Regions from separate parts of the Mus musculus genome. Here region 2 is linked to region 1. A link is a loop called in an ENCODE intact Hi-C map of the cell type or tissue named here. Cell type or tissue: heart. All regions are shown on one strand. Each heading gives the region's core, and the rest is flanking DNA. Links, peaks and the distances in the headings are about the cores only.

What was found. A loop is a pair of places that touch in the nucleus more often than their neighbours do. Peaks named below come from ENCODE experiments on the same cell type or tissue, not always from the same donor. Only the 100,000 strongest peaks of a DNase experiment are listed, where the experiment ranks them.
Region 2: a loop joins it to region 1, with 2.4 times the contacts of the local background. A loop is called at or near these places in 2 of 42 quality-filtered maps.

Annotation. Positions count from the first base shown.
Region 1 is chr5:150,165,748-150,182,033 of GRCm38, reverse strand. It overlaps a transcript of Fry not described here. Among named protein-coding and RNA genes, the nearest start is that of Gm52797, 43 kb to the right of the region's middle. In heart, for the core only: CTCF peaks have their summits at 6,900 (motif pointing left) and 7,315 (motif pointing right); a DNase peak (open chromatin) is centred at 5,233; H3K4me3 peaks cover 276 bases; H3K27ac peaks cover 545 bases.
Region 2 is chr5:150,381,120-150,397,405 of GRCm38, reverse strand. It overlaps Fry (FRY microtubule binding protein), which reads right to left. Exons shown (of 61, transcript NM_172887.2): 17 at 15,683-15,790; 18 at 11,163-11,421; 19 at 8,451-8,633; 20 at 6,684-6,770; 21 at 3,169-3,428; 22 at 2,229-2,418; 23 at 1,539-1,663. Among named protein-coding and RNA genes, the nearest start is that of Gm36299, 18 kb to the left of the region's middle. In heart, for the core only: no CTCF peak of the experiment used is centred there; DNase peaks (open chromatin) are centred at 6,855 and 7,175; H3K27ac peaks cover 4,738 bases.

The DNA of each region.
Region 1 (16,286 bases), core at 3,345-11,344:
AATATTATATATATATACATATATATATATACACACACACACACGCGCACACATATATGTATGTATGTATGTATACACACACACACACACACACACACACACACACATATACATTGTACCTGTCTTGAGACACACCAGAAGAGGGCATCAGATCTCATTACAGATGGTTGTGAGCCACCACGTGGTTGGTTGCTAGGATTTGAACTCAGGACCACTAGAAAAGCAGTCAGTGCTCTTAACTGCTGAACCATCTCTCTAGCCTTTTTGTTTGTTTGTTTGTTTGTTTGTTTGTTTGTTTTTCAAGACAGGGTTTCTCTGTGTAACCCTGGCTATCCTGGGACTCACTCTGTAGACCAGGCTGGCCTCGAACTCAGAAATCCATCTGCCTCTGCCTCCCCAGTGCTGGGATTAAAGGCATGCGCCACCACTGGCTGGCCAGTCAGCAATTTCTAAAAGGCACTAGGAGACCGTTCTGTGCTTGTGGAGTTTAGTGGCTTTCCACAGGCTGCTGCAGGGCCAGCTCCATCCATTACCTCCCCTCTCAGTGAACTGGACCCTCAAGAGTTCCTTCCAGTCTGCTCTTAGGTTTGGCCTGACTTCCCACTCCATCCCTTCCTGGAGTCCAGCTCACTCCTTCATCTCTAGCCCCCTGCTTTGTTGGGCCCTACCACCCCACTTCCTAGCTCCCACAAAAAAGCATTTCTGGCTCCCTGAGGCTCCTCTATGCCACTGCCCCACTCTGTACCACTGTGTGCTGTGAATCTGTTTTCCCCAGACCATTTTATAATCTTCTGCTTATCACTCTCTCTGGCTGGGATGTGACTCATTTCTTACTGGTCCTTGTGTCCCCAGAGCCTGGCCTAGCTCCTGGCACTCATGCTGGAGGCATGTCCTCCTGACCAGTGAGTGCACAGGGAATATAAAGGTAGGCACATGAGAACAGTGTTTTCAGAGTTCTGGCAAATTCTAGAAACAGGCTTAGACTTTAGGAGTTGTCTTCATATATTTAAACAAACATAAGTACCTAGCTAGTACTTCATTAGAAAACAGGCAGTTTTTCCTCTAAAGAAAGGAGGAGGAGGAGGAAGAGGAAGAGGAAGAGGAGGATGAGGAGGAGGAGGAAGATGAGGAGGAGGAGGAGGAGGAGGAGGAGGAAGAAGAAGAAGAAGAAGAAGAAGAAGAAGAAGAAGAAGAAGAAGAAGAAGAAGAAGAAGAAGAAGAAGAAATAATGTTCAAGGCCAACTGAAATATGTAGGTCAAAGGCTGGTAAGCAATGAGATGCCAGGACATGTTGCTCTAGCCTCGTGAGGTTTATTTTCTTGATTTACAAAAGGCTCAAAGGTGAATTCTGACAACAGATTTGGACATATTTCAAACTGAGTTCAAAATGCTTTTTCTTTTTTCTTTTTTTTTCCTACTTCAGAGGAAAAATAAAAGAGGAAAAACAACAGGAAGTGGTGTCGGTATTGTTTTGTTTAACGAACCTTTCTAGGCTCTGAATAATGACAATGGCTTTACACAGGGACAGCAGCAAGAGAAAGGCAAGGCCTTCAGCAGTAGCAGGAAGGGACAGCAGGTGGGATGTGATAGCTGCAGCCATGCTTTGCTGACTGCCAAAGTAAAGGCTGGCTCCCCTGTGACCTCCACAGCCCTTCTGGAACCCTGACTGCCACAGGAGTCTGGAGCTTGTATTTAGAGCAGCAGTTCTCAACCTGTGGGTCCTAACCCCTTTGGGAGTCAAACAACCCTTACACAGGGGTCATTGAAGACCATCAGAAAACATATTTGCACTATGATTCATACAGAGTAGCAAAATTACAGTTCTGAAGTAGCAATGGGAATAATTTTGTGGTTAAGTGTCACCACAACGTGAGGAACTGGATTAAAGGGTAGCAGCATTAGGAAGGTTGAGGGCCACTGTTGAAGAAGTAGGAGCAGACCATCCCTACGAAGGGTTGACAGCGCTGTCATTCCATCCTTCTCCCATGCTGCAAGTGCTGGAGTTCTTCTGTGTCCCAGTCAAGGTTGGGAAGTAGGGTCAAGGAAAGAGGCAGTGTTTCCAACCTTGGGGCATTCACAGCATAATGAATGAAGGAGAGAGTGCTGTAAGACCAGACTAAGTGGCTGATCACATAAAGGGCAGTGGAGGAGAACCTTCCATAAGAAAGAGTGCGGAGGGAGAGATCAAATGTCCATCATACATGGGCAGTGACAAGTTAGGTAAGGAATGGAACACCAAGATAAAACTGACAAGGATAACCTTTGCCAACATGTCCAAGGCTTGTCACTGAATGTCACCAGTGCAGCAGATCCAGTCCACTGCTCACTAGGCAGTGGGTTATATCTTTGTCATCCTGCTTACGGAGTGCTGTGCAATAAACATCTCAGAGGCTAATTAAGACCACTGAGTTAAAAGCGTAGAACAACTCATGTTGGATTCAGGGTTTCTATTCCTGCACAAACATCATGATCAAGATGCAAGTTGGGGGAGGCAGGTAGAGGGTTGTGGTGAAGGATTTATTCAGCTTACACTTCCACATTGCTGTCCATCACCAAAGGAAGTCAGGACTGGAACTCAAGCAGGTCAGGAAGCAGGAGCTGATGCAGAGACCACAGAGGGATGTCACTTATTGGCTTGCTTCCCCTGGCTTGCTCAGCTTGCTTTCTTATAGAACCCAAGACTACCAGCCCAGAGATGGCATCACCCACAAGGGGCCCTTCCCCCTTGATCACCAATTGAGAATATGCCTTACAGCTGGATGTCATGGAGGCATTTACTCAAGGGAGGCTCCTTTCTCTGTGATAACTCCAGCCTGTGTCAAGTTGACACACAAAACCAGCCAGTACAATTTATGTTTATGCTATAAAACTTAAAATTTAAAAGCCACAAAACTAATCAAACTGTAAGAAGTACCGAGGTTTCAAGAGGAAAACAGTACAATTTCCTTTTTAAACACTTCCTGGGTATAGCTTTGCTTCTGCCACAAAGTTTTCTCTTTGCTTTGCTATCTGAGACATCTTGTTAACAATGTTGCCCTGTGCCTTTAAACAATGTTCTCGACACTCTAAAATAAAAGGGTGCCCCTCCCTGAGCCCTGGAAGACAGCTTGGTGAGGTGGGCTTCTATGCCCAAAGGTAGGAATCCCACATTAGGTCAGTTGTAGGCCTCAGAGTTAGATGAAATGAGATAGCCTCCAGCAATTCAGCTTGTGTGACCTGGGGCATTGCTAAACTAAGGCCATTTCATGTTTCCTCTTCATTCAAACTTGCTGTCAGGTAGAGGGAACAACCTCAGAACAGAAGCTCATAAATGCAGGGTGGTGTCAGAAGAAATGATGGCTTTATTTGACTTCTCTGAGAACCCTTAGGCAACACTGATAAAAATGAAAAATTGCCAATTTATAAGCAGAAATGTAAAGAGTCTTCCTGGAGACCAGAGATAACAGACAGGCAAACCAAAGACCAACCCAGTGTCCCAGACCTTAAAGACTCTACCACCCGGCATCAGGCTCCATCATACCACAGGTGGGCATTGAAAGTCTAAGGAACTTGAAATTGGAAAGTTGGGGTTTGGTGCTGTGTGATAGGGAGTGAGCACTTTAACCTCACCAGGATTCTGTCTTCATCCTTAAAGGGGAAGTGATAACATCTATATACAGGAAGTAGGCCAGTGAGGGGAGGGGGAGGGGTGGGGTAAACAAAAGGATTCTGGTGAAAGTCCCTGGATCCAGGGCTTGGCATAGAAGCAATGCAATTCAACAAAGAGCTGTAGGGAATTTTACAGGTAACTCTAGGAAATAAAAGGAAAATAAACAGCCGAACAGGAAAGAAGGAAGGAAGGAAGGAAGGAAGGAAGGAAGGAAGGAAGGAAGGAAGGAAGGAAGGAAGGAAGGAAGGTGGAGAGGGGAGGAGGAGGAGGAGGAGGAGGAGGAGGAGGGGGGAAAGAACCTCCAGAAAAGAATTCTTGAAAACAAAATTAAAAAAAAAAACAGGGCTGGTAAAATGCCAAGGTGCTTGTCAGCAGGCTATCACAGGCAGCAGTTCTATCACAGGCAGCCTCATGGTGTTAGGAGAGATCCCACTTCCAGAAGCTAAACTCTGATCTCCACATGTACACTGTGGTCTGCCCATCTTACACACAAATACATGAATGTAAAAAAAAAAAAAGTATGTGAAAACATGCAACATACTTGGTGCTATTCTTTCTATGAGAAGCAGGGAGCCTAGATAAGACACGCAAGAAGAAAGAGAATAAAACCATCCTCACTTAACATAAAGGAGAAAGGGCTGGTGAGATGGCTCAGCGGGTAAGAGCACTGACTACTCTTCCGAAGGTCCTGAGTTAAAATTCCAGCAACCACATGGTGACTCCCAACCACCCTTAATGAAATCTGACACCCTCTTCTGGTGCTGTCTGAAGACAGCTACAGTGTACTTATTTATAATAATAAATAAATCTTTGGGCCAGAGCTAGCAGGGTTGGCCAGATCGAGCAGAGGTCCTAAATTCAATTCCCAACAACAATATGAAGGCTCACAACCATCTGTACAGCTACACTGTACTCATATACATAAAAAAAAATCTTTTAAAAACATAAAGGAGAAAGATAATAATAATAATAATAATAATATAATACTGCCTTGACACCAAGAGGGTCTATAGAGCTCCTTTGCACTCCACAATTTCCCGATGTTAAAGGGGTGTGTGTGTGTGTGTGTGAGATGTACACATTTTTATTTACACAACACACACACACACACACACACACACACACACACACATATATATACATGCATGCATATGTATAGGCATATATACATGTTTATCTATATGCTCTCATATATGTTTATGTATCTACATGCTCATCTTAGTATAATTCTAGGATTCGAGGGGTCACTGGCTTCCACAAACATCTAATATAGCTGTCCTCAATCTGTAACCCCCTTGAGAGGTTGAATAACCCTTTCACAGGGTTTGCCTAAGACCATCAGAAAACACAGACATTTACATTATAAGTTGTAACAGTAGCAAAATTACAGCTATGAAGTAGCAATGAAAATGATTTTATGGTGTGTGTGGGGGTGTCCCCACAGCATGGGGAACTGTATTAAAGGGCTGCGGCATTCGGAAGGTTGAGAACCACCACTCCAATGGAGAAAGGAAACCTCACTAGCACATCCCTGTCTGCGCTCAACCTCTGTTTCCTGCTGGCCCCACTGCACACTTTCCCAGACAGAAAAGGGGAAGGAAGCTACCGGTGGGCTGTCTGCTAGGGAAGTCACCCTGGTGCTTGCGCTTGCTCCCAATGGCAAGCTCTTGGACCTTGCTCTAAAATGAGGAAAAAAGTGACTGTCCCTTCCCGCTGTCGTCCTGGGGGAAAGTGTAGGGATACTGTGCAGGAACCATGGTGCCCAGTGGTAAGTGTGGTCATCTGTGATTCCCAGTGAGCCGAAGGAACACACGGGACTTATGCCACTTCACTAGAAGTTCTGGCTCAGAGCTGAAGGATTGTGCCAGGGCTGCACCAAGACAGGTGCCCTGAACCCTGACTTAACTGAAACTTTATTTACCCCCTCTTGTGTCAACACCGTTAACCTCTGTCTCAGAGGAAGGAAGAGAGAGTTGCACAAGACCGGCAGGCATTTAGCTGGCCACTTTATGTCATGGCCGTCAGAGAGGATCTCCCAGCCAGAATGGCAGAGATGGGTCCCATCCCTCCAGAACTGGTCACCTTAACTTCGTGTTTCTGTGTCTCTGGTTAAGAAGGCAGGTGGAATGGAAAAGAGGGGATTAGGAAATTACGTAAAACTCATTTTGGTTCTCCAAATGGCAAGCTGGGGAATTTTGAATCTCTTTGCCTCCAGATTCTGCATAGCAAAAAGCCTGAAATGTGAAATCCTAACAATGAACATGCCAAAAAAAAAAAAAAAAAACCCAAAAACCAATCAAACAACCCCCCCAAAACAAAATCTGAGATATCAGTTATTAAACAGGAACACAGTAAAATAAGTAAACTAGATAAAGGCTTTAGGATGGTAAAGAGATGGGAGACCCAAAGGCACCAGGGAAAGATTTAAAGGACAAAATAAATTAAGAAGTAAATAATTCAAAGAAGCATGAGAGCCAGTGTAGCTTGCTTTAATTATGAGTGTGCATGGGTATATGCACTTATGTGTATGTGTGCATGTGTGTGTGAGCACATGTGTATGTGTGTGAGGGCATGTATAATGTGTGTGTGTGTTTATGTGCGCACGTATGAGTGTACTTGTATGTGTGCGTAAATATGAAAGGCTAACATAAACCCCGTTTGCCTCCACTTAAGGACCAGGCCCGATTTTGAAAACAGTCTGTAAGGCACCAGCTCTAGCGATAAACCATAATATCCTGAACAAGATCATAAAACCCCTTCCCAAAGAACAGCCAGAGGACAACCACAAAAATGGGGAACAACATTATGCAAGGGACACCATGCAGGACACACATGACATTCTATTTGAATTCCAGATTCTTTTCTGCTTGTTTCTGCAGGGCAATGGCCACTCAAGCCCCAAACTACCATCTCAAGCTCTAGTCTAAAAGCCAGCAGGGACACCTGTCTGATGTCAGCCCCAAATTTTATAATTTTGAGACAAGTGTCACCTTCAGGAAAAGACTTTCTAGAGTCAACAAGTATTTATGGCATGACTGTCTTGTACCAGACAATGTATTTTATATAGACTTTGAGATACTTAAAAACAGTTCTATTCTTAGGAATCTAAAGCTATACTGAAAGATAAATGCAAAAAGCCTCAACCTACATAGGGCTGGAGAGATGGCTCAGTGGTTAAGAATACCTTCTGTGCTTCCAGCAGGCTCACAACCATCTGTAGCTCCAGTCCTAGGAGATCTGATGCCCTCTTCTGGCCAACACAGGCACTGCATGCATATGGTACACATAAACACATGCAGATAAACACTCATACTAACAGTACTCTAGATGACAGAAAAGCTCTTAGCTCACTTCAAAGTGAATCACAGGCTGCAGGTGCTTTGTGAAACTGAAAGATAAAACTACTTTGTTTCTGAAATACTGATTAAAAAGAATGAAAAACTGGGCATCAAAGAATAGAGAGGACTCATGCTGGGAAACATGAAGAGTGTGTTTTCAAAGTATCAGTAATGGAAGATGAGGCACAGAGATAAGAAACATCTCAGTGGCTTCAAACCATCTATTACCTGCTTTTGCTACTTAGCACCTGTTTACTTTCTTTTTAATTAAAATTATGTCTATGAATTAGAATTATGTCTATGAGTGTGTGCTTGCATGTGTGTATGTGTATCATGTGCAGGCAGTACCTGCAGAGGCCAGAAGAGGGCGTCAGATCTCATGGGACTGAGGTATACATGGTTGAGTGCTGCCATGTGGGTGCTGAGAATTGAACTCAGTCCTCTGCCTATGCTCTTAACTCCTGAGCCATCTCCCCAACAACCCCATCCCTGCATACCTCTTTTTAATAGCAATAAATAAAATAATGTCTTTAGTTATCAAAGGACTTGAAAGTTTTGCTTTTTTGTTTAATTTTGTGGGGTTTGTGTGTGTGTGTGTGTGTGTGTGTGTGTGTGTGTGTGTGTGTTAGGGTCTCTCTGTGTAGTTCTAACTGTCCTGGAACTCACTCTGCAGACCAGAGTAGCCTCAAATTCACAAAGATTCACCTGCCATTGCCTCTTGATTGCTGGTATTAAAGCTGGCTAGGATATATATATATAATTCAGATATGTAAAATTCACAAGACCACTGGCTGCTATTACAATGACTCTCACTGCAGCCACTGGTTGCTTAGTCTAAGAAACATGCATATCTAGGTCAAAGACTGACTTGGCACATGCTTCTTTGTAATATCTGCTCAGAAGTTCCTTTCTACACCCCCTCCAAGAGATGTGGTAATTAATGGCCCGGTAGCAGTACAGGTCCGCTCTGGTTTTGTGGAAGGAAGCCAGGTCAGCTGCAATCAAGAGGCCAGAGCTTTGCATACGCAAAGGCCAGGGATTCCTAGACTCACCTGCCACTCAAGTTCCCATGTGTGCATAAAGCAATGGCTACGTGATGTGTGAAAGATGTAGAGGCTTTCGAATCTAGCATGAGTGGGCAGGGAGGGGGGGTCGAGTAAATAAGGATCTTGTTAATCGAACTGTTTACCAATTCTCTCCTTCACAGTGGCCAGGGTAATCCAGGAGGACGGGAATCTCCACCCACATTGAGCACATATAGACCCCACGCTTTGGAAGAGTGTAAGGAGCACTGAGTCACCATGCTGGGGAAGCAGACGGCATCATCTCCAAACACTCACACTAAGTCAGGTGAGGATGCCAACCCTGACCCCGAGAGGGCCTCTTAAAGCTGAGAAAGGCCTGCAGAATGCACAAGGGTGGCCCAAGGCTCACACTGGGTCACTTTAGAGTCACCACCTTCCCCTGTGGGTTCTGCTTGCCGTGGGCCCTGAGGCTTTATTAGCATTGAGGGGGTTCAGGTTTCAGGTCACCCCACCCCACCCCAGCATTCTAGATTCCTAAGATCTTCTCTAGTCTGCCAATCAGAGTACTCCTTGGGTTGTTCATGTGTGGGGATCCCTGGACCACAGGGCCTCTCTCATTTACATTCTGTTTCCTGCACAAGGCTGTGTGATTTGTGTTTTAAGAACTGAATTCTACATTACCCTAGTGAGTGATTTTTCTATGGTTAGCAGAGTTGAGAGAGGTAGACATTTGCACTCTCTCTCTGTTTAATAAGTATGTACATATATATTATGTGTAATACCTATAGACTTCACTATAGGAAACCCAATGCTTCAGTACCATAGCTGATGTCAGCCATCCCCTCTCTTTATCTGTGACACTGATGACCTGTGTCAGGCACAGGAAAGGACTCTACACTCTCTACTCTGGTCTTTGTTTCTAGGCCTGCATTAAAAAAAAACCAATAATCAGGATAGATTTTAAATACATTCGATAGAACTGGAAAGTTGGCAAAACAGCTAAGAGCACTGGAATTGTTTGCAGATGGCCAGGGTTCAGTTCCCAGCGCCCACACCCAGCTCATCACCATGGAGGGGGAATCTGACACTCTATTCTACAGTCCTCAGGCTCTGCACACACGTGGAGCACATACATGCATGGAAGTGAAACACACACAAGCACACACACACACACACACACATACACACACATGCTAAAAATAAATAAGATCTTAAAAAATGCAGTTTGGTATCTGAGAGGATAACAGTACCCACTCAGGTCTTTGAACATGCTCTATGTAATTTTTTATCTACATAGTTTTTATTTACAAAAACAGTTCTGTGTTTTGGGTGCTTCTTGTAAGAATTTTAGGAGCAGCTTACAGAAGTCTGCACTCTCACATGGGCACTGGCTTGAGCCTTCTCAAGCTTTAAAATCACTGTAGTAAAACCTGACTGTCTCGAAAAACCAAACCAAACCAAACCAAACCAAACCAAAAAACAAAACAAAACAAACAAAAACAAAACAAAAAACCCAAAAAACAAAACAAAACAAAAACCAACAACAACAAACTTGACCGTGGTCTCTAACCTCCCATCCAAGAATCCAGCCCTAGCCTTGTTTTGTGAGCACCTCGGTATGTGCTTCCAGCAAGACTTTCTTGTTCTTCACATGTCTGGACTATTTCTGAGATCGACTCCTAGATACTTCTTACCTTTGTTACTTGTGGGTGGCATCTTTGTGTTCCCCAGTAGCAACCACTGTTTAGTTATGGAGAGGCTTGGATGGTAATGTTGACCCAGGATCTGGCACCTGCAGTGCACAGCTTCCCAGGACTCTCACATTTTAGTGTCTTTGGGCACATGAATGGGGTGTCTGGTGGGATCCATCCCAGCCGATCGATCCTTCAGGTTTACCCTGGCTGTACTTTTCTTCTGCTGAGACCTGGGAGTGGGGCTCCCAGAAGGGAAGGGCACTGATCCATTTTAGGTGGTCCTGTCGCACCGTGATAAGATGGGATGCATTTGGCCCTGTTTTCAGACAGAAAACGAAGGGGACAAAGTGCTTTTCCTGAAGTTTTAAGGATGCTGCCTCCAACCCACCAGGGTGGTAGCAGCAGTTCACCTCCACAGTGCCTAGCCGCCTAGCTGCCTGGCCATGGGTAGCTCACATCCCTCTATAGAGCACTTCTCTGTGCCTCAGCGTTCTCGGCCCTGCGGACAGTCTCCTGTCTTCCCCTCCCCCGCCCGTGCCGAGCCTTACTGTACTGTGTGTGATCTTCTGTTACAAAAATCCGATCTTATCTCTGCTGTGCTTGAAACACTCTGTCACCTCCCACAGAAATGCCAATAAAGCCACCTTCTTTCCATGGCCTGTCTGGCTCTGGAACCAATTCTTGCCTCACCCCTGATATTGCTTACTCCTGGAAAGAGCCCACGCAAAAACCACTCTATAGGTATCAAGCGGTGAATATTATTGTTATCGTTGTTCTGAGGCAGGACTTTGCTATTTAGCTCATGCTGGCCTCAAACGAATGATCCTCCTGCCTCAACTTCTTAAGTACTGGGGTTACAAGTATGTGCCACCATACCTGACCATACCTGAAAGTTACCACAATCTGTTTTAATTTTTCCCCTACATAAACATCTACCCCAAACACTGATCTGTCCCTCTTGTCTTTTCTTTACCTCAGAGCTTCACAGAATGTCTACATGATGGGAGAACTGAGTGTTTTTTTTAAAAGCAGATTTTAAAATTTAAAACATGTAACGGATTTTTACCACTTATAAGTGGTACAGCTACATCTTTACAGAATTATTTTATGTTTAAATTGTGTATGTGTGTGTGTGTAATTGCAAGGTCTATAGAGGTCAGAAGAGGGTATCTGATCCTGGACCTTAAGTTACAGGAAATGATAATACACCCAACACAGGCATTGAGAACTGAACTTGGGACCTCTGGAAGTAAATGATTCAAAGAAGCATTCACCCTTTCTGAGGGTGAAATTTGGGGGATGGAGGCATAGATCATAGACAGCGAGGCTTTATGGGTTATGGACAAGGACAGTGGTTTGGTTGCAGCATTCAAAGCTTCTGAACTGGGTGGGGTTGTGGGTAGGACATACAAGGTCAGTGCAGGGGTCAACTTAAGGTCTGGCCCTTACCCACACGTGCAAAGTGTTTTTTTTCCTTCTGCTCGGCCTATCACATATGAATCAGTGTCATCTCTCTTTCTTTCTCCCTCCTTTCTCTGGCTCTTCTGATTAGATCTAGAATACCTCAGAATACTTTTCACTCATCGGTGGATACTGAGTTTCAGTCTGGAAATGTGGAAAGACAGCTGGAGATAGAGGTTGGTGATGGCTATAAAATAAAGTGAATCTATTTGGTTTCACTGGCCTGGGGGCTCGAGAGGTGCTTCTGCAGTTACAAAAGTGAACTGCTGGCTGTCGAGATGGCTGAGAGGTTAAGAGCACTGACTGCTCTTCCGAAGGTACTGAGTTCAAATCCTAGCAACCACAGGGTAGCTTACAACCATCTGTAATGAGATCTGATGCCCTCTTCTGGTGTGTCTGAAGTCACCTACATTGTACTTATTGTATAATAATAAATAAAATTTAAAAAATGTTTTAAAAAAAAGAAAAGAAAGTGAACTTCTCTTCCAGCAAAAGTTACCCATGAAACTGGAGGAACCACGTCATTTACAGGGAGAAAGACATATTTGGAAAAAAAAAATAACAAAACAAAACCCTCCAAAACAACAATAAAAACACTCCTTATGCCTACTCTTTCCTTACAGTGTCCAAACAATTAAAGATTTAGGTCAGTTATTCCAATATATATTGGGATGGAATTATACATGTTGGGCAGAGTTATCTGATTTTAGTTTAATCAGTAGTATTAACAAAGACTCTGTCAGCCTTGTTCAAAGAATTCAGGGATAAGCTGGGCAGTGGTGGCACATGGCTTTAATCCCAGCACTTGGGAGGCAGAGGCAGGTGTATCTCTGAGTTTGAGGCCAGCCTGGTCTACAGAGTGAGTTCCAGGACAGCCAGGGCTACACAGAGAAACCCTGTCTTGAAAAAAATGGAAAAAAAAAAAAGAATTCAGGGATAAAATGGGACAATGGATCCATATAAGCCAGAGGAGGGACCCAAGTCATATGACCATGCATTCAGACTGACTCTTTTGAGGCCTGTGACTGCATCCGGGTTGGTGGTAGGGAAGAAACAAGAAGGGAGAGAAAGTGGAAGGACTCAACGGTTGTTTCAATTCAGTTCATTTTCTTTTTAATTCTTTAGATTTACTGATTTTATGTCTATGATTTTTCTTGCATGTGTCCATGCATCATGTGCGTGTAGTATCTACAGATTCCAGAAGAGGGTGTCGGATCTCCTGGAATTAGAGTGACAGCTGGTTGTGAGCTGTCATGTGGGTGCCGGGAATTGAACCTGGGTTCTCTGCTAGAGCAGCCAGTGCTTTTAATTACTGAGCAATCTCTCCAGTCTCAGTTCATTTTATGAAATTTTCATTTTGAGGTTTTAAGATCACAACATTTGCAATAAGAAAGTTTCTTCTATCAGTATTGAGCCTGGATTTTAATTTTTGTATTAACACACATACACACGCACACACACAAATCTGTGTTGCTATTTACACAGATTTATTGACTTCACCTTATGATGCAAACCACCTGATGATATTTATTTACAGGATCATAATGAGAAATTACATGTATAAGGCTGGTTTGTTTGCATATGATACTCAGACTCCCTAAATGATGCTTAAGATTCAAACTCGAGTCATTCACATTCAAACGTTTGCTAAAAAACCAAATTCCAGATGCTGGAAAAGATAGGTCACATATTAACGTTATATTCTATCCCTTCAAAAATATCTGCTCAGGACAAGATAGCATTTTTTTTTTTAAAGAAATACTGCTTTAAAATGTTCCTTTTATTTTTTGAGATTATAATATGACCACACCACTTCCATCTTCCCTTTTTCCGTTCCAAATCCTCTCATAAACCCCACCCCCTCCCCCTTGCTCTTTTTCAATTTCATGGCATCTTTTTTCATTAAGGGCGCTGTGTGGATGCAGACAACTGCGTGCCTCTAGCTCCCTCTGGTGCTCGCTTCGTATCTTTACCGTCATTACCGACTGCATCTATAGCCATTTGGAAATGAGCCTTGTGAGAAACCACTAATGTGTCTAAAGAGGAATGTCTCAAACAACCAGCCTGGATGCTAACCATGCCCACACGTGGAACTGGATCCGGTGTCATGTGGAGTGGCAAACATTTGGGCTCAAAAAGGAAATCTCTGGAATTCTATATAGTGCTTATTTTGTGGGAAACTTCCATGAAGAGCTACTGGTGATTTACAAGAGCTTATATTTAAGGAAAGCACACAATTATTAAACTTACCATTAAAAAGGTTGAATAGCTGGGCATGCGCGGGCGCGCGTGGCACGTGCGCATACACACACACACACACACACACACACACACACACACACACACACTACTGTAATTCCTGAGGAAGGCTGAGACCCTATCTCTAAATAAAGAAGATTTACTGTCCAAAGTGCCATTAGCCTGGTTTCACGCCTCAGGAATGAAAAGTTGCTCCTTTAATTGGCATGGATTTAGAACTGACTTTAGAGTTCCTGTGTAGGAGTCAAACAAACTGGAAGTATTAAAAAGCTAACTGGAATTCAGCAAATATTCTAAAGCACAGAAACGAAGGTATCAAGAAAATATGACTCAAATGAGTTCTGTGGAAGGGAAGGGAGAATGATTCTGAGTAGTGTGTGTGTGTGTGTGTGTGTGTGTGTGTGTGTGTGTGTGTGTGAAACAAATGCACACAAAATACATTGTAGGCTGGGCTGGAGAGATGGCTCAGTGGTTAAGAGCACTGGCTGCTCTTCCAGAGGACCCAGGTTCAAATCCCAGCACCCACAAGGCAGCTCACAACTATCTATAACTCCAGTTCTAGGGGAATCTTCTGGTCTCCATGGGCACTGTGCACACACAATACACACACCTATATGCAGATAAAACATCTATGTGCATTTTATTTTATTTTTAAAATTAAAATCTTAAAAAATACATTGTATGAAATTCTCAGAGAGATAATAAAAATGAACAGAAAAAAGACACACACACTAATTTGCCTCCATATAAGGCAGAATTACATTCTGTAATTTATCTCTTAATTTTATCTTTTTGTTGTTGTCGTTGTTCTTTTGGTCATGAGAGGGAATTTCTCTTATAATAAGAAAAAACAAACAAACCAAACTTTAAGAAATAAACATTGGTGAAGGAGAATGGCCTCACCCTGTGCACATTTGTTAAATATATGAAAAGGAAACCAGGGCAAGCCATTCTGTTTTGTTTTCAAATCCTTTTGATCAGTCAGTTTTTAAACCTCTAGCCTCATTCCTGGAAACCTCGCAAGCTGCCTTTTGATTCTTGCAGGTCCTAGCCCCTCAAAAGAGCTTCTCCAAAAAAAAAAAAAAAAAAAAAAAAATCTACATTTTATGTAATCTGGTCCATCTGCCTAGCAACAGGAGAGTGTTTCCAAAAAAAAAAAAAAAGCCACCAAGGAAACCACACAGTAGCCTCTGGGGATGCTCAAGGGGGGTGGGGGTGGGGAGGGGACAGGCCACCAAGATAAGACTGCTCTCAATACAAAATCCCAGATGGAGAAAGTAAGACAAGGAATGTTATAGATTTTTCTCAAACGAAACTCTGTAATTACAGTCTCAAGAGTGTCACATGGTTAAGATGCCATAAATAGTCCTTCAAGGACAAATAAACAAAAAAATTCTTTACTCTGGTCAATGGGTTTGGCCTTACCCACACCCTTAGGGAAGGGGTGTAGCTTGGCTTAGGAGTCAGAGGGGTTGTAGTTACACGGGTTAACTCAGACTGGATCCCGCCACTGGGCCTGCTTCCTATTTCACTGGCACCAGTCAAAAGTAGAGAGGACTCGAAAAACAAAAACAAAACAAAACAAAAAGTAGAGTGGAAGGGGGCAGGCTAGGGCAGAGACCAGAAAAGCACCCATGCCTTTTGTTTCTGTTAACACCTACTTGGAGTTTATGGCTGCCACACAACCCCATGAGTAAGGACAATGAAGCCAGGGAGACCTATCAGATCACCAGCCACAGTCCAGCCCTCTTCACGGATGCAGACCACAAACACGGAACTCTGAAAAACTCAATCAGGGCCTAGAGAGATGGCTCAGCGGTTAAAAGCGCTGACTGCTCTTCCAAAGGTCCTGAGTTCAAGTCCCAGCAACCACATGGTGGCTCACAACCACACCTAATGAGACCTGATGACCCCTTCTGGTGTATCTGAAGATGGCTACAGTGTACTTAGAAATAAATCTTTAGGGCCGACCCAGAAGAGCTCAGGAACATGGTAGCAAGCAACTACTTCAGGACAGGTATCAGAGAGGCAGCCCGAGAGGAGTGAATTATATAGAGAAGACAGCCACCGGAAGCCTGAAGGTTAGCTTAGAACAAGTGGCAAGTGATATCAATTAGCACCCTTGTGGTCTTATCCCAAGCTGTGGAGAGAAGGGTGACCAGAGCATTGAACTGAAGAGAAAATCTGCAACAATGTAACTAGCAGGCTGCAACAGCCTATTGTGAGCCCAGCAAGTTTTGCTTCTAGCCTGGACTACACTTCTCAAAATAACATAGAATAAAGACTGCCCTAAAACGCCCAGGATCTAGTCAAGCATGGCTGAATGGTCACGGTACCTCGTTTCACTTTCCCAAGTCCTGTGGAGTTTATTTATTACTCTTCTGATTTAGTGTTTGTTGCTAAGAGAAAATATCATCCAAAATCAACTCAGGGAGGAAAGGGAGAGATGCCAGGAAAGGGGGGGGGGGGGGGACTTAAGCAGAGACCATGGAGGAACACTGCTTACTGACTTATTTCCTCTGATTTGTTTAGCTACCCAGGACCACCTGCCTAGGGATAGGACCACCCACAGTGGGCTGGACCCTCACACATCAGTCATAAATCAAGAAAATGTCCCATAGATTTGCCCACATGTCCATCTGATGGAGGCAATTCTTCAGTTGATGTCCCCTCTTCTTGATAGGATAAATGGAGATACAAGATCAGCCGACCCAATTTCTCTAGCCAAATTCACTAGATACATACTGGCATATTTCTAGCTTTATAAACACACATTGCAATATCCACATTAGAAGTTGGTTTATCCACACTCCTTGCCTTCCATTTTCTTCTCTGCTACTTATTCAGTCAAGGGTGTCGA
Region 2 (16,286 bases), core at 2,742-10,741, 220 kb before region 1:
GCATGCTGTCTGGCTTCCTGTCATGATGATAATGAACTAAACCTCTGAACTATAAGCCAGCCCCAGTTAAATGTTTTCCTTTATAAGAGTTGCCATGGTCAAGGTGTCTCTTCACAAAAATAGAAATCCTAACTAAGACATATCTGTATTTTATATATGCATTATATGTATACACCTATATATACTATATATATTTTACATGTGTATTATATCTCTATCTATCTATCCATCTATCTATATCTTTTGTGTATATGTATTACACACACACACACACATACACACACACACACACACACACACACACACACACACACACACACGGTTCTCATTTGCCCTCCAAGTCTCCAACTATCATTTATACTTGTTATAAATTATCTTCTTAAGGAAATCATTTCTGAATTGCATGTTTAAGCAGATGTGAGATCTAACTCGCAGCTAGATAAGTTTGGAACTTCCACATGATACCTCTATCACTCTCCAGGGAACCAGGAAGGCTTATGGGAATCTACTCTGAACTGATAGAGAAAAATCTGAGATTTTTGTCTTGATTGCTCTAATAATTTATCAAAAAATCTCATTTAATAACATATCATGTTAATAGCACTAAATTATCACAATATAGCATGATACCAAAGGACATTATATTAATATAATGATATGATAACACTAATATGTTATTAATATGTAATTGATTGATTTAAAAACTTTTAAAAAATTACTTGTACTTATATGTGTATGTGTTTTATCTGCATGCACAGCTGCACACAACATACATGCAGTACCCACGGAGGCCAGAGAAGGGCAGTGGGAATCGAACCTGGGTCCTCTGCAACAGCAACCAGTGCTCTGAACCACTGAGTTACTGGTGCAGCTGTGCAACCTGAGGCTTGCGGAGATGTTTTAGACTCCTGCTGTTGGTTAGCTGAATGGATGGCAGCATCTACCTCCAGGATCACAGAGAGAGGATAAGCTATACACGGGGATTTGCGTTCTCTTGGAAAGAACGCTGAATTCAGGAACCGTGAGTTATCTTTTTAAAGCAGATCTAAATAATTAATGAATGGCTAAATGTTGGTTAATTGGTACTCTTGTAATGAAAACTTGTATTCTTAGTTATTGTCAGGGTGAGATGTTTGGGGAGTCCCCTTTCCTGACTCTTGTTTAACAAGTGTTGCCTCCATCCTCCTCAGATATGTGACTATAAAACCATTTAGAAGTACAAAATGCTTTCACACACTACCCTCATTTTGGTATTGTAGCCTCGCAAAAGTCTGGTTAATGGGAGATGGATAAGGAATTATCTTACGTACAGTTACCCAGGACAAAGCTTGCAAATGCAATAAAAATTGAGGGTTAAAAAGGAAGGCTGTTTACCTGCACATCAAACAAAGGCATAAAGAAAACCATGCACAGCCCACTGGTACCCCAGCACCGGCCAGCACTCGCTGGCACCGGGCACCCCCACGCTTGAGTTAAGAGAAACAGCTATAATTGCAGCAGCATGTATGGTTTTGAAGAATGTACTGGGACAGTCATACCTGAAAACAAGGGAATTTGTTCTTCCAAATCCTAAAACAAGGGACTCTGTGATTTCAATGCTTTCCAGCCTCATCAAAGGCACCAACTGTTTCAGCAGGACGCCCACTGATGGTGTGCCAATGGCCTGGAACGAGGAGATTTGAAGTGACAAAGAGGTAACACGGTAACTAGGCAACAACAGGTGACTGAGTCACATTCCAAAACGCTGCCATCATTTCAGGGAAAAATAAAAATTAAAACAAACAAACAAACAAACAAATGAACATATATCTAACACAGTACAATTATTTTCTACCTGGGATACAAGTCCTAAAGAAAACCCTGCTCTTTTCTTTTTCAAACTATTTAAGTCAACAAAACTATCATTGGGTAAAGTTGTGGTTTTGAGGTATTCAATTGGTGAAGAGGGAAACTGGGCCCGGAGTGGACAAGCCCAGCCTTGAGGCACTGAACACACTATTGGCAATCGTCCTTATCTCTCAGTCTTCCATTCCACACTTGCAGGGGAGGGGCAAGAAACTATTCCCAGAAGATGCTCAATGGAATCTGGAAATGTGGTAGATGAGAAGTCAGACTCCACGCTAATGCAGATGGCAGGCACAGTGTGATTTGCACTGGGAACAAACGCTACATGAACAAGCTAAAAAGCAACCCTTACAGACTAATTCCCCTGAAGCATGTCATGTCACCTTGTTATCGTAGCTCACTGTACCGTCGGGAGTCGTTGCCATTATCTCAGGAGTGGATGCTCGTAAGTGTCCTGGGCTCATAATACTGGGCTTGGCAACTCCGAAACAGAGAATGAGGTAATTTCTCCACAAGGTAACATAGTTGTCTCCGCTGCTCGCTGTGCTGGTTTTCTTGGCGTTGACTGGGCTGCTATAGATGTGGAGGCAAACAACGGTAAAACTAAATTCCTGATTTTATGGTTTTATTTTTATTTTTATTTTGTGTGTGTGTGTGTGTGTGTGTGTGTGTATACAGGGATGCATGTGCCTATGGTGACCACAAGAGGGCAGCAGATCCCCATGGAGCTGAAGTTATAGGCAGCTGTGAGCCATTTAACCCACTTAGCCTGGGTGCTGGGAACTGAACTTGGGTCCTCTGCGAGAGCCGTGTGTGCAACTGTCTCTCCAATTCTTGATTTTGAATATGAGTTTTAGGGGTTCTGTTTGAGCTAGAATCTCACTATACAGGCCTTTCTGTACATAGCCTGGCTGGCCTTGATCCTGTAGCGATCCTTCTATCTCAGCCTCTTGAGTGTTAGAATTGTAAGCATATATTATTATACCGGGCTGTAAATATCACTTCTTAAATAAAGATCATTAGGAGGGCTCAAGAAATTAGGCAGCTGCCCATCAAGGATGAGAGGACACACAGAAGAATTTTAAAGATCTTGGGATTAAGAGCCAGAGCTTCCTATACTGGTATACTTAGTCATACTGATTATTAAAGCAAAAGAAAAAAAACCCTGTTCTAGACAGAATATTTTTATCTCTACTATGTACTAAGAATGCTATAGCAGGAAATTTTTAAAAATTAGAGAAGATTATGGTAGCCTAACCTCTTATGTGGAATGAAAATGTAAGAGAACCAATCATAAGCATTGGACACACACGGGCACCTTACTTTGGGTCTACCAGCGGCATCACGGACTGCAGCCGGGTGAAGGCGTAAGGCCAGGCATAGCTGAGGGCCGTGGGGCAATGCTTCGGCAAGTTTTCCTGACGGAGGAAGCTGAAGAGGCACAGGACCCAGGGGTCTTTGACAGATTGCGCGAAGATCCAGACGTGGGAGGGGCTCTTCACATCGTAATGGCTGTTGACCAGGACCGCGTTCCATTCCACCAACCACTGGAGATCTACATTGTGGGTCGGAGGTAGTGTTGCCTGAGGGCAAGAAATGGGCAGCCAAATGTAATCAGGCTTGGCAGACTTTACCAGGGCTCGACCTGCCGCCCCTGTTTCCACGGTGCCTTTCCGAACCTCGGATGCCACGGATCAGCTTTGGATCTGGGACACCCATCACATTTAACAAACACCTGTCCGAGTCAGCTGCACCCCTCTGCCAGCCATAGCAGCAGTAAGTGTGACTTTCAACAATTACAATCATTTTCAATGTTGTTGTTGCTTTTTGAGACAAGGAAGCACGATGTAGCTCTTGCAGGCCTGTAACTTGTTCTGTAAACTAGGTGGGCCTGGTGCGGGAGATTAAAAGTGTGAACCACCAGGCCTAGCTATAATCATATTTTTAAGTTTTGAAGTCAGAGGATGGTTACCAAACATTTATGTGACGATATATGATATTAATCAATTTAAATGTGACCACAGATTTGTGCTTTTCTAAAATTTGTTTTTATTTTATGGATATGAATGTTAGGCCCGAACATATGCCTATGTGTCTGGTGCCTGTGGAGGCCAGAAGAGGGCAATGAATTTCTAGGAGCTAGAGTTACAGTTGGTGTCTTAGTCAGGGTTTCTATTCCTGCACAAACATCATGACCAAGAAGCAAGTTGGGGAGGAAAGGGTTTATTCAGCTTACACTTCCACATTGCTGTTCATCACTAAAGGAAATTAGGACTGGAACTCAAGCAGGTCAGGAAGCAGGAGCTGATGCAGAGGCCATGGAGGGATGTTACTTACTGGCTTGCTTCCCCTAGCTTTCTCAGCTTGCTTTCTTATAGAACCCAAGACCACTAGCCCAGGGATGGCCCCACCCACAATGGGCCCTCCCACCTTGATCACTAATTGAGAAAATGCCTTATAGCTGGATCTCATGGAGGCATTTCCTCAAGGGAGGCTCCTTTCTCTGTGATAACTCCAGCCTGTGTCAAGTTGACACAAAACCAGCCTGTACAGCCACCATGTGGGTGCTGAGAATCCAAACTCTGAACTTCTGGAAGTAAGTGTTCTTCACCATGGAGCAATAATCTCCCTAACACGCAAACCACGTGTGGGATCCATAACTGTGCCTTTGCTCCTGTGATTTGTTTGTGTGATGTGTGCGTGTCTTTACTTGCACTGAAACACTTTGCCGGGGCTTTAGAAAACACCTGAACACTTACTTTCCCTTGTATGAAGGGATCCCAGCGATGATTTTTAAGAGGATACCTTATCTGTCCCTACGATATCAAGCCAATGTACTTCAAAACTTCTCTTAAAATATATATGTGTGAATTGATAAGTTCTCTCACTTTGTTGTCTTTTAAGTATCCACATCAATATTTAGGCAATACCAGTTTTCAAACAGCATATCCATTGTTCCAAAGCAGGGGTGGGGGGGATGCTTGCTCTTTTGTTAGGTATGTATGTATGTATGTATTTATATTTTTCGAGGCAGGGTTTCTCTGTGTAGCCCTGGCTGTCTTGGAACTCACTCTGTAGACCAGGCTGGCCTCGAATTCAGAGATTCTCCTGCCTCTGACTCCTGAGTGCTGGGATTAAAGACATGTGCCAAGACTGCGAGCCATTAGTTAGGCATTTATTGAGTGTTCTATTTCACCTGCTAGGGCCATGAACTCCCCTAGGTAAATGTTACAGATCTGTTTGGCCTTCATAAGTCACTGGGCTGGAAGGGGGCAGAACTGGACTTTCAGAGCCAGGGAGATGAGATCCTATCAAGTGGTCTCCCTAAACCTGGGTTCTGGGGAGATCACTGACTCTAGAGACAGACATCTCCTGCATTCATGACTAAGCAGCTGTAAGTAATCTCTCCTGATAGTCTTTGTGAATCAGATGGGTACAGAAATCCAACGCCTGTGCGTGCTCACCTGCTGAACAGAGTGCAGGATGCTGACCTGGTGACATGCTTAGGATCTGAGTCTAGCAAATACAGAAGAAAATGAGGATATATGACAGTCATCTACAGGAAAGGCAGATGTGCATGTATAAGAACTATAGGAGCCCTTCCACGTCGGGTTCTGACAACTGTAACATAAGAGAACGTATACGTCTTTATTCTGACTGTGCCTGGCCAATGGCCTTAGTGATTATCGTGATTGTGATTGCCCAAAATTAGCATTTTGTGTTCTGTGTCATGAAAGTCTGTGGAAAGTTTACAGATTCCACAATGCAGTCATTTGCATATGTGACAGGCATCAGTGCTAAGTACCAGCTAAGTGTGTTCTTCAGTGACCCCCCCCCCCTCCCCGCAGACTTCCCTGTTTGTGGAGCTGGAATGAATCCAAGACTGCTCACTGGACTTTTCTGTTTTAAAGGATAGATAGCTAAGCTGGGTAGTGGTGACACACGCTTTCCCAGCGAGGCAGAGGCAGGAGGATGTCTGTTAGCGTATGCAGCTAGAGGCTTACATTTAGCTAGTACTGTGGTAAAAAATCTGCCATGTTCTAAATACTTGTCATCTTAGGTTGTAGATCCTTTTCCTCCTCCTCCTCCTTCTTCTTTTTTTTTTTTTTTGAGACGAGCTCTCACTATATAGAGCAGGGTGGCCTAGAACTCAGAGATTCACTCGCCTCTGCTTCCCAAGTGCTCAGGTTAAAGGCATTTGTACCACACACCACAGGCTCAAGGTTCCATTCCTGGGTCTAGTTTTAGGTTTCTTAAGGGTCACCGGGGCCTTTGATCCCAGCATGCAGGAGGCAGAGGCAGGGAGATCTCTAAGTTCTAGGCCAGCCTGGTCTACAGAGCAAGTTCCAGGTTAGCTAGGGCTACACAGAGAAACCCATCTTGAAAAACAAAGTGTTGTGCCCTGAGCTAACCCCTGGCTTAATGCTTCTGAGTTTTAATAACTGTGAGGGTCAAAGGTACTAAAAATAAAACCATCCTGGGAACTATAAAGTAACACATAGTGGAACTTATGTATTGAGACTGCTGTAATACAAAATATTAAGTACAAAATTAAACAAAGATTATGTATTAAAAATAACAATTTAAGGCTAGTTATTTGAAATTGAAGTTTTCAAAAATATTTGAAAGTTCAAATTTTGTATGAAATTTTTTTTTCAGACCTGTCCTGTGCTATTTTTTGAAAAGCTAATCTTTCTTTCTTAGGTATCTGGGTCTCAGGTTATTAATCTGCCTTGAGAGGCTTGACACATAGGGTTTTTATTTGGCTCTGTTTTGAGAGAGAGGCTCAGGATTTATAACTGACATCAGATAGCATTGGGGACCACACGTCTGCTTACCGAATCTGAAACTGCCACATGAATGAAGCTTTCAAGAATGGAAGAACTCAGCTGATCCATGACATCAATCATTGGCCTGTCATCGTCCTGTACAAAGGAGGAGCCAGTTATACCCCATGGGAAACGTGTCCTTCCCACCGTCCCCACAACCTTCATCCCAGGACATGAAGCAGAGCAGCCTGCCAGACAGTGATAACAGTTTTCTCACAGAGACAGGAAAGAGAAGGCAGGGACTAAAACAACCCTTTGGTCCCGAGGATAGACAGACTTTTGATTTCCAGCGCAAGATAATTAAAGCTCCAGTTTCAAATACTTGCTCATACTCCAGAATCTAAATGCCAGTACTGTATATTAGTCTCGGAGACACTCACACTTCTGGGATAAGCTTAAGGGGCAGGAGCCCTGCCTGCAGGAACATACCTCGCTGGGACACTAAAATGATCTTATTTGAGGTCACTGGCTTACCAGGATAGCTGACAACGTGGCCTGTGATTGAATTTTAGTCCAAAGAAAACACACAGTAGACAAGCCCTGTACCCCATGCTTCCCATGTGCAGTGCAGCCTTGCCTCTTATCTTGGGAGGCCACATTTTCTTCCGCCACCATCGAAACCAAGGTGTTTGTTTTGGCGTCATGATGTTTTAAAGAGGATGTATTACGTTTTCTAGTTTATTCTCTATGTGTGGCAGCTTCTTAATTAGATGTATGTCAGATGCTGAGAGGAATGACCCACAACCAAATTAATCTTAAAATTCTTGGTAAAGTGGGGTCATTTAGGAACTTAGAAGTGGTCTCTTCTGTCACTGTCAGAATATAGGATTTGCTTCTACTAGATTAAAGATGCCACTGTGCCCATAAATCTCACAATATGGTTACACAGTGACAATACCAGCTGATAGTCCAGCGTGGCTGGGAAGTTCCACAAGGCCCCACCCCTGGTAGAGAGCTACAGGTAGTTAACGGCTGTTGAGAAAGATAATTAGTCTTCTCTATACACAAATCTCCCATAGGTTATCTGATCCTAAACGGTCAGCCCTAAGCACATGCATATTAGCAATACTAAATGGACTAGTAGGCTGGACTTTCACACTATATATATTATATGTGTGTGTGTATCATATGTATGTTTATGTGTGTATGTATATATATATGTGTGTGTGTGTTTAAAAAGAGAAGATAGTGAAATTGGGGGGGTATGGATTGGAGCCAAGAGAGTGTTGTATGGAAATACAGTATGAAATTTGGAAATAAAGTTTAAAAAAAAAGAAGCAGCAGAAAAGACCCAGGTTCAGTTCCCAGCACCCACACGGCAGTTCACGACTGCCTGCAACTCCAGTGCCAGCAGATTTAATGACTTCTTCTGGCTCGCAAGGACCCTGAATGTACATGGTACACGTGCTTGGGTGGAAAATACTTGTGCACAGAAAATAACAAGAAATGCAATCTTAAAAGGTGGTTTACTTAAGATTTTAAAAAGAATTCTGTTATAGCCTGGGAATGCATGTCTTTAATCCCAGAATTTAGGAAGCTGAGCCAGACAGAACTCTGTGAGTTCAAGGCCTACGGACCCTGTCCTCAAAACAAAATAAAGCAAAAACAGATAAACAAACCAAACGAAACTACAGCCACTATCTAATTAAAAACCCAACAATGTATCAACAACAAAGTCCTTGCCCTACACATATTAGGTACCCCCAATAGTACTGTGTTATTTCTAGTCTTTGATCCATAGCTGTTGAAGGGAGACTCCTGGAGAACACCCCGTACCTCGGGCTGACCCAGGGCCAGGAAGAGAGCTCGGATCTCCTTGAGTATCAGCACCGACAGCTTGCGTGTGGCCACCTGGAAGCTGCAGAGCAAGACGAGAGCGAAGCCTTCCACAGCATGGAGGACACTGCAGTGCGGGCCTCGTTCTGACTGCATACGGTGGCTGGAGCCGTTGGGAATGAGCTGTCGTGCAAGAAGAACATTCCAGGGTCAGCAGCAAGATAACAAGGGAGAAATACAGGCTTTCTGCACATTTAGTTTCATAAAATTAAATTGAAACAGCTTAGAGACAAGAGTGTGTGAAATGATTATTATTCATGAGATCTCTGGATTCCCTTTTTGCCTTTCGGATCGATCAATGGGTGCTTTGTGATAAAGCCAGCCGTCTGTTACCTCTGATGGGAAATGACTGTTTAAGGGCTGTACGTAGAGAGGAGACGGATCTTGCCTCTCCATCCACACCATTTGGGATTATGCTACAGCTGAGATCAAAGTGGTTTAATTTATTTTCACTGAAGTTTCTACAGACAAAAGACACTATTAAGTTAGATTTTTCAAAATTTTTACTTTCTAATTGATACTAGTGTATGTATGTATGTATTTATGTATGTATGTACTATGAATGTATGTACATACACACATATTTGGTGGTACTGGTATATATGTGTGTTTGGATTCAGACTCTGGGAAAAGGAACTGAGGTGCATATTTTACATATCAAAGCAGACCTGGCCTTCAGGTCCTCCCAGCATCCCCCAGTCCCTACCTGGCATACCCCCCGCCTCCAGCCCTGAACCTTCTAGCCCAGGGGCTGGGCTGCCCTTCCCCCCAGAGGCTCTTCCCTACATGTAATTCAGACATTTTTGCCTTTTCCTTTCTCCCCTTCTCTCTCCTCCTTTCTCTGTGAGTACACCCCTTTTCCTTTTCTCTTCCCTCTCCCCCACCTCCCCATGGTGACTTCCCTGGCCTTGGTCCTTGGGGCCAGTGGACTCGCCCGAGAGCAGCTTCCTAACAAATCTGCATTTAATATACTCTAATCTGGCTTGAATTGGCTCACTCCACCAGCAGAGAAATAACCTATCAATGTGTACTGAGAATATTGAACCTAGGGCATCCCATATGTTAGGCAAGTTCTCTACCCTCCTGTGCCAACTCAAGCCCAAAGCTGGAGTTTTTTCCAAGAGAATTCAGTTTTTGTTTTTTAAGGTCGGGAGAGGTCACTGTTGTTACTTTGTATTTTTTTAAAACAACTTTAAAAAGGCTTCTATTAGTTTTTAGTAACTGGCTTGCGCCTGCCTCTGCATGTGTGCTCATGTGGAGCAAGAGGTCAGAAGAAGGCATCAGTGCCTGTGGAACTGGAGTTAGAGATAGAGTGAGCTACCTGATCGGGGAACCTTTGGGAGAGCAGCTGGCACACTCAACTGCTGAGCTACCCCTCAGCCAGCCCCCTTTTCTGTATGTTTTTGGGGGCAGGGTCTCACTATGCAGCTCAGACTAACCTAGAATTCCTGATCTTCCTCCCCCTGCCTCCAAGTACTGGGATTATAAGGATAAACCAACACTAACTTACATTTTCTTAGGTAGAATCTATTCTAAGTTTTGCATGTTTACATACATGATGGGTTCTGGAAGTTTCCAAACTGCAATCACATGACCCTCAAGCAAAGGCAACTGAGAGGCTAGGCAGGTGCCACCTCCGTTCCCGTCTTCAAAGCATTTGGGCTTCTTTTTCAACCAGTTGGTCTTTTGTTCATGTAGCACACAGGAACCTGAACGCCACCCTCACTTTTCACTGGGTGCTGCTATGCTGCCCAGAGTCTCCGCAGGTCACTGAGCCTCCGATGATGCTGTCCCTCCAGAACCAGAGATCCGCATGGCCACTGCCAGCTCACCATGTGTCTCTGAGACCCTGGTACCCTTCCATGCATGCTCCAGACTGCTAGCAATAGTTTTACCATTCACTAGTGACCAAGAAACTCGAAGACTGCATTGTCATCTGTGCAGATACAGTGTGAAGCAATAAATGTTAACTTGGAAAAAAATACTCCGGTGGACAGCTAACTGCTGGATCTCTCCCCGTCTGTCTCCATGACACAATTTCCACCCCTTACATGGCCTTCTTGGAGTTAACAAGTCCAACCTTATGGAATGCTGTTTCCTGTGTTCCTTGGTCACAACATGGCTGGTGGAAGAACTAAGGACCAGCATCACAGGTAGGCCCGAGGCATCAGGAAGGAAAAACTCTAAAGGTTCCCTAGGCTGCCTCGATGTATGTGTGTGTGTGTATGTATATATATATGTGCGTGTGTATATGCATGTATTTGTGTGTGTGTTTGTGTGTGTTTGTGTGAATCTGTGTATGTGTTTGTGTGTGAGTATGTGGGTATATGTATGTATATATATATGTGTGTGTGTGTGTGTATGTGTATATATGTGTTTTTGTATATATATGTTTGTGTATGTATGTATGTGTGTATGTTTGTGTATATGTGTTTATGTATACATGTGTTTATGTGTATGTGTATATATGTGTGTATATGTTTGTGTGTGTTTGTATGTATTTGTATATCTGTGTATGTATGTATGTGTGTGTGTGTGTATATATGTGTGTGTGTGTTTATATATGTGTATATGTGTATATGTTTGTGTGTGTTTGTGTGTACATGAGTGTATGTGTGAGTGTGTATTACATAAAAAGGTGCACATAATCACCTCTGAGTTTCTGATCTTGTTGGCTTGTTCGTAGGCTCTTCCCTGTGTCTGTATGACCAGTTTCCACTGGGTGAGCAACTGCAGAAGCAACTTTAGGGAGGAGTCCAGGAGGGTGTGATGCATGTCATTTACTTCCCGGAGCAGGAAGTTCGTGAAGCCGAACAGGACGTCTTCCCTCCAGTCAGAGAAGTCAACCAGTAGTCCCTGAAGAGAGTTCTGTGCAATGTGGCGCAGTTCGTCATCCATATGAATAGAGAGTCTGGGAAAAGAAAGGCATGAGATCGCTGACTTGGTTACATTTTCTTCTAGGTGGAAGAAAGGATATGCCTTGCCCGTGGAGAGTCCCTTTTGGTACCCACAAGCCAAACCAGGCAGGCTCTAGCACTCAGACATGAATGCAGAACTGCTTAGGGATTGACCATGATGCTGAGGCAATCTATCTCCAAAGCCTCCAGGAAGCCCGCTGGGTAAGCCCTCTCAGACTCAGCCATTAGTAATTGGCTGAACAATACATATCAAAGCACACATATAGTAGCTGGCCAGCCTCCTTCCACACTCCACAATCTGTCTGCAGTTTGTGTGTCTGATGTATTTAGCTATCACCAGAAGTGTTGGTGTAGCAGGCCGGCAGCGGCTATGTGGAGACATGTCCTTGAAACCCTTACTGAGGGCTCAGCCAGTAAGGAATGGGAGGCTGAAGCAACAATGGTCTTGCTTTTCCAATTATGAAGAACCCAAGTTTTCTGGTAAAATGTACTATGAAGTAACTGTGAAGTGTGTATCTCCCTCCTCTGGCCAGGCTGTGGATACTGCATCGAGTCAGCTTACCACCTCTTCACTGGACTTTTTGGGGTGCGGGGTGATGCACTTCCTGTTGGCAACTCAATCCCACATTTCATGTACGTGGCTCCCTACCTTCATGTCCTGACCCTCTGGGGGGTGGGGCATCCGAAGAGGCTCATTTTCTCAGGACCCAAAGGACCCAGCATACAGGTCGCAGGCTCCTTACCTCCCTCTGAGACACCCTCTGACTCCCCTTTGAAGTTTATAAAATAGCATTTTTCATGAGCTCCCGATAAAGCCTGGCCATTTTTCTTGAGCTTTCAAGAATATTTATTTGTTCTTTTCCCTTCTCAAAAAGTGCTCCCGGCTTTGGGCTTTGTAAGAATGTACACAATAATAAACAGGATGCTATAAATAGCTCAGACATTCCAAGTATGTCTAACGATTCCCTCCCTGCATGTCTGGCACCACAGCCTGCAGACTCCAGCATCCTCGGATTAGGCTGTCAAGGTGGTTTCAGAGGTTAAAAGCCGTCTATGCAGACCCACAGCAAAGCAGCGTTAGACACTCTCCCAGAATGCTCCACTTTATCTACAAAGCCTGGCATTTCAAGAGCTTCGGTGTAGGCAATCAGCGGCTAGATCTCAGAGTAAAGCCAACGGCCCTCCCACCCTACACTGATAACTGCCTCTTTCCCACGGACCTTCCTCTGACTAACCAGGGTGTAGATGCCACAGTGCTATTTGGTCCTCAGAGATAGGTGGCACCCTTCCAAGATTGCCAAATTTTTGCCAAGGGAGGAAAGGTACGTTGGAGGTTTAAATAATTTGTCTAGATCACACAGGCAGAAAAATAGCAAGCCAAGATACCAAGGTCAAACTTTCTAGAAAATTCCGCCATCTTTCCCATGCCGCTTCCTGTCTCTCAGGCAACAGTACTGTATCCTCTGGTGGTCACGGTCACATCCTCATTTCCCCATGCCCTGCTTCTCGTTGTCACCCTGTCTACTACTGCCCACAGCAACAGTACCTCCTTTGTGTTTCAGGGCCATTCTGGAATTTGCTCAGAGACTTCCCCTTATTCTCAGCCTCTGCTCTCGTCCCAGGAGAGTGTTTGAGTGGCTGACCCTCAAGGGATCCCAAACTCTTCCTTCCTTCCATACCGGCTTCTCCTGTAGATCAGTGTGTTCTGTTATTTGCCCTTTGTTCCTTTGTGGGTCTCCTTGGAATTGAACACTCACCTCAATTCAGGTCCATTACTCCTCCCCACCCCCACTCTGCCTCAGTGTCCCTGATATGGGGGGCCTTAAGGAAAACTGAGGCTGTTCATTGTCTAAACCTTATACAGTTTTGGAGGGGCTGGGGATTAAACCCGGAGCCTCAAGTTGCTGAGGCAAACTCTTCAGGCTGTGTTCTGTCCCTAGCCCGTGTCCTTCCTTAATTGTGCTCTGATCATGGACTAGAGGGAAGGATCCATGGACTGAAGGTTGACCGTGAGAGCAGCAGGCAGATAATGGCTAACATGACGAAGGCTAACAAGTGACAAGTGAGGAGGGAAGGCTTGCTCAGGTGACACCAAGACTGAGGAGCATGGTTCTGAAGGTGACAGATTGTCAGCAGCCTTTCACAGTCAGAACCATCCCATGCCTGATGTGTGGGAAGAGGGTCAGGATGGACTTAGGCAATAAACGTCACTGCTCAAAGGCCAGAGAGTGTGCTCTCTGTCGCAGGCTGCTCGTTTGAGACCATCTGTTGATTCCCCTCTGGCTGTCATGCAGTAGATAACTAAGAAAAAGATGCATGGCGCATAGCCTAGGCTGATCCCCTCACTAGCCTGTGGGCCTTGTCCCATCGGAAGCTAAATAAATAAACTGAAGCTTGCTGCCATGACAGAGCCTCCTCAGGCTTCGGGTATCCCTAGGGGGTTAGGCACTGATATCTTTCTCTTCTCTGGGCGTTCTTTTTGTGTCACTGTCATCAGATTAAAACTTACATTTTTTGGGGGATGAAACATATCAGTGGATACGAGTATTAATTTTTTTCCCCAGAGAATCTGAGTTTGATTCTGAGCACCCATGTGATTGTATATGTATGTATGTTTTGCCTACATGCATGATCATGTGCCATGCCTGGGGTGTTCAGATAAGGGTTATCAGATCCCCTGGAATTGGAGTTACAGTCGTCGGTGAGCCGCCATGTGGGTGCCGGGAACTGAACTGGAGTCCTCTATAAAATAGTACTCTGGTCAGTACTCTTAACCACAGAGCTTAACTCTCCAAGCTAAATAAAATACTATTTAAAACTACGTTTATTGTGTGTGCATGCATGTGTGTTTGGGTGAATACTAATACTATATGGTGTGTATGCTGAGGTCAGAGGTTAGAGGTCAGGAGTCAGTTCTCTTCTTCCACCATGTGGATCTGGAGGGTTGAACTTAGGTTGTCAGGCACCTTTACCCCCTGAGCCATCTCACTAGCCCCTAAAGTGGCTCATTAATGGCATGGCCTGAAGCTAAAATCCTCTCTCTCTCTCTGGGTGAGTGTCTAAGTCCCTTCTTTGTTGGCTTTGTTAACTTTTTGTTCTCAGTTCCCTTTCCCTCCCATTCCTTACGCCTCCCATCTGATGATTTTGCCTTCTGCATTTCTTTTCTGAGTGTAACTGAAAGAGATGTTGTTGGTTGGAGTTTCAGATTACAGGAGATGAGGAAGTATCTAAACTACAAGGAGAGACTTTCCCTCGGGAGCAAACCGTCTTTTAGGTTACAGTTGGGCTGTGCAGTCATGCGGGTGATGGGAAAATGATAAATGGGATTTTGTTGGTAGCTCTCAGGAGTACTACGGATAGATTTAAGATTGCTGTCTCTTTTGGCCTTATTAGAGAGTTTAGGGACCTCAAACCGAGGGTCATGACCTCTCATAGCTAGGCCAGGCACTTCTCTTTACCTTTCTGAACTTGATCCTTCCTCTCCAGGGGCCTCTCCAAATGTACCATTTATTTGCTGGCTTCCTTGGTCCACAGCTGACCCCTCCTCCCACTGAACTCAAGCATAAAGCTGGTCAGCTGTGCGGATGCATCCTGGGGTTGTTAGGAACCTCGTGGACTTCTGTATATTTATTTTGCAGGGAGTTTTGTTGTGCTTTTGTTTGTTTGTTTGTTTGTGTTTTGAGACAGGGTATCTCTGTATAGCCCTGGCATAACCATGCACGTGGAACCCACTCTGTAGACCAGGCTGGCCTTGAGCTCACAGAGTTCTGCCTGCCTCTGGGATTAAAGGTGAATGTCACCACTGCCTGGTTCTTTTGTAACTATTGTAAACTGGACTTTAAATCCTTGAAGATGGAAAAACAAAACAAAACAAAGATCTTAGTTATAAGACAGGTGTATGATTCGGGGCTGTAATCCCAGTTACTCGAAAAGCTGAGGCAGGAGGGTCATACTTTGAGATCAGCTGGGGACTTAGTGAGACCTTGTCTCAAAATGAGTAAACAGAAGGCTGGCAATAAATCTCGGTGGCAGAGAGCTTACCTGCCTAGCACACGGGGATTCCTAGGCTCAAGGCCCACAACTAAAAACCCAAAACCCAAAAACCTAAGTTCCTTTTGCCAGTTCACACATAAGACTTAGAATAACACCTTATGAAGTAAATCTCTGTCAGTAGAAAATAATCATTGTATTCTGGTTTTCCTAAAGATTAAAACCAATTTTGATGGAGTAACATTTGAGATTGTTCCCACCTACCTGGCTAGCAAGTCAATAAGTTCAAGTTTGGACATCCCATCAGGCAACAGGCGAGGAATCGCGGCAACACAGGTCCTGAAGAGATCTATCTTGGGCTTTCTCTCGCCCCTAGAGTTTGAAGACAAAGTTTAAGCAAGTCAAAAGATTATGAGAAACCATTTAGACTTATGTGTTTATGTATTAGATGTATCTAGGCACAGGCCTTCTAAGTACAGCCTGGTGCTGGCCCCTAGCATTAGCAAATGTTTATCTCCTCAGAGTTTCACGAATGTCAATGGAATTTTAAAAGTCTAGATGCAGGTGCTGGAGAGATGGCGCAGATGTTTACAGCGGGGTGTGCTCTTACAGAGGACCCAGGTTTGATTCCCAGCATCCACAGGGAGGCTCACAACCATCCCTAACACTAGTTCCAGGGGATCTAATTTCACCTTCCAATATTTACAGGGACAATTGTACATGTGGTACACACATACATACATATACATACAATTCACACACAAAATAAAATGAATAATTCTAGTTTTAAAAGGTCAAATAGTGGCATACACGTCTAATTACAGCCTTCAGGAGGCAGAGACAGGTGGATCTCTGTGAGTTTGAGGCT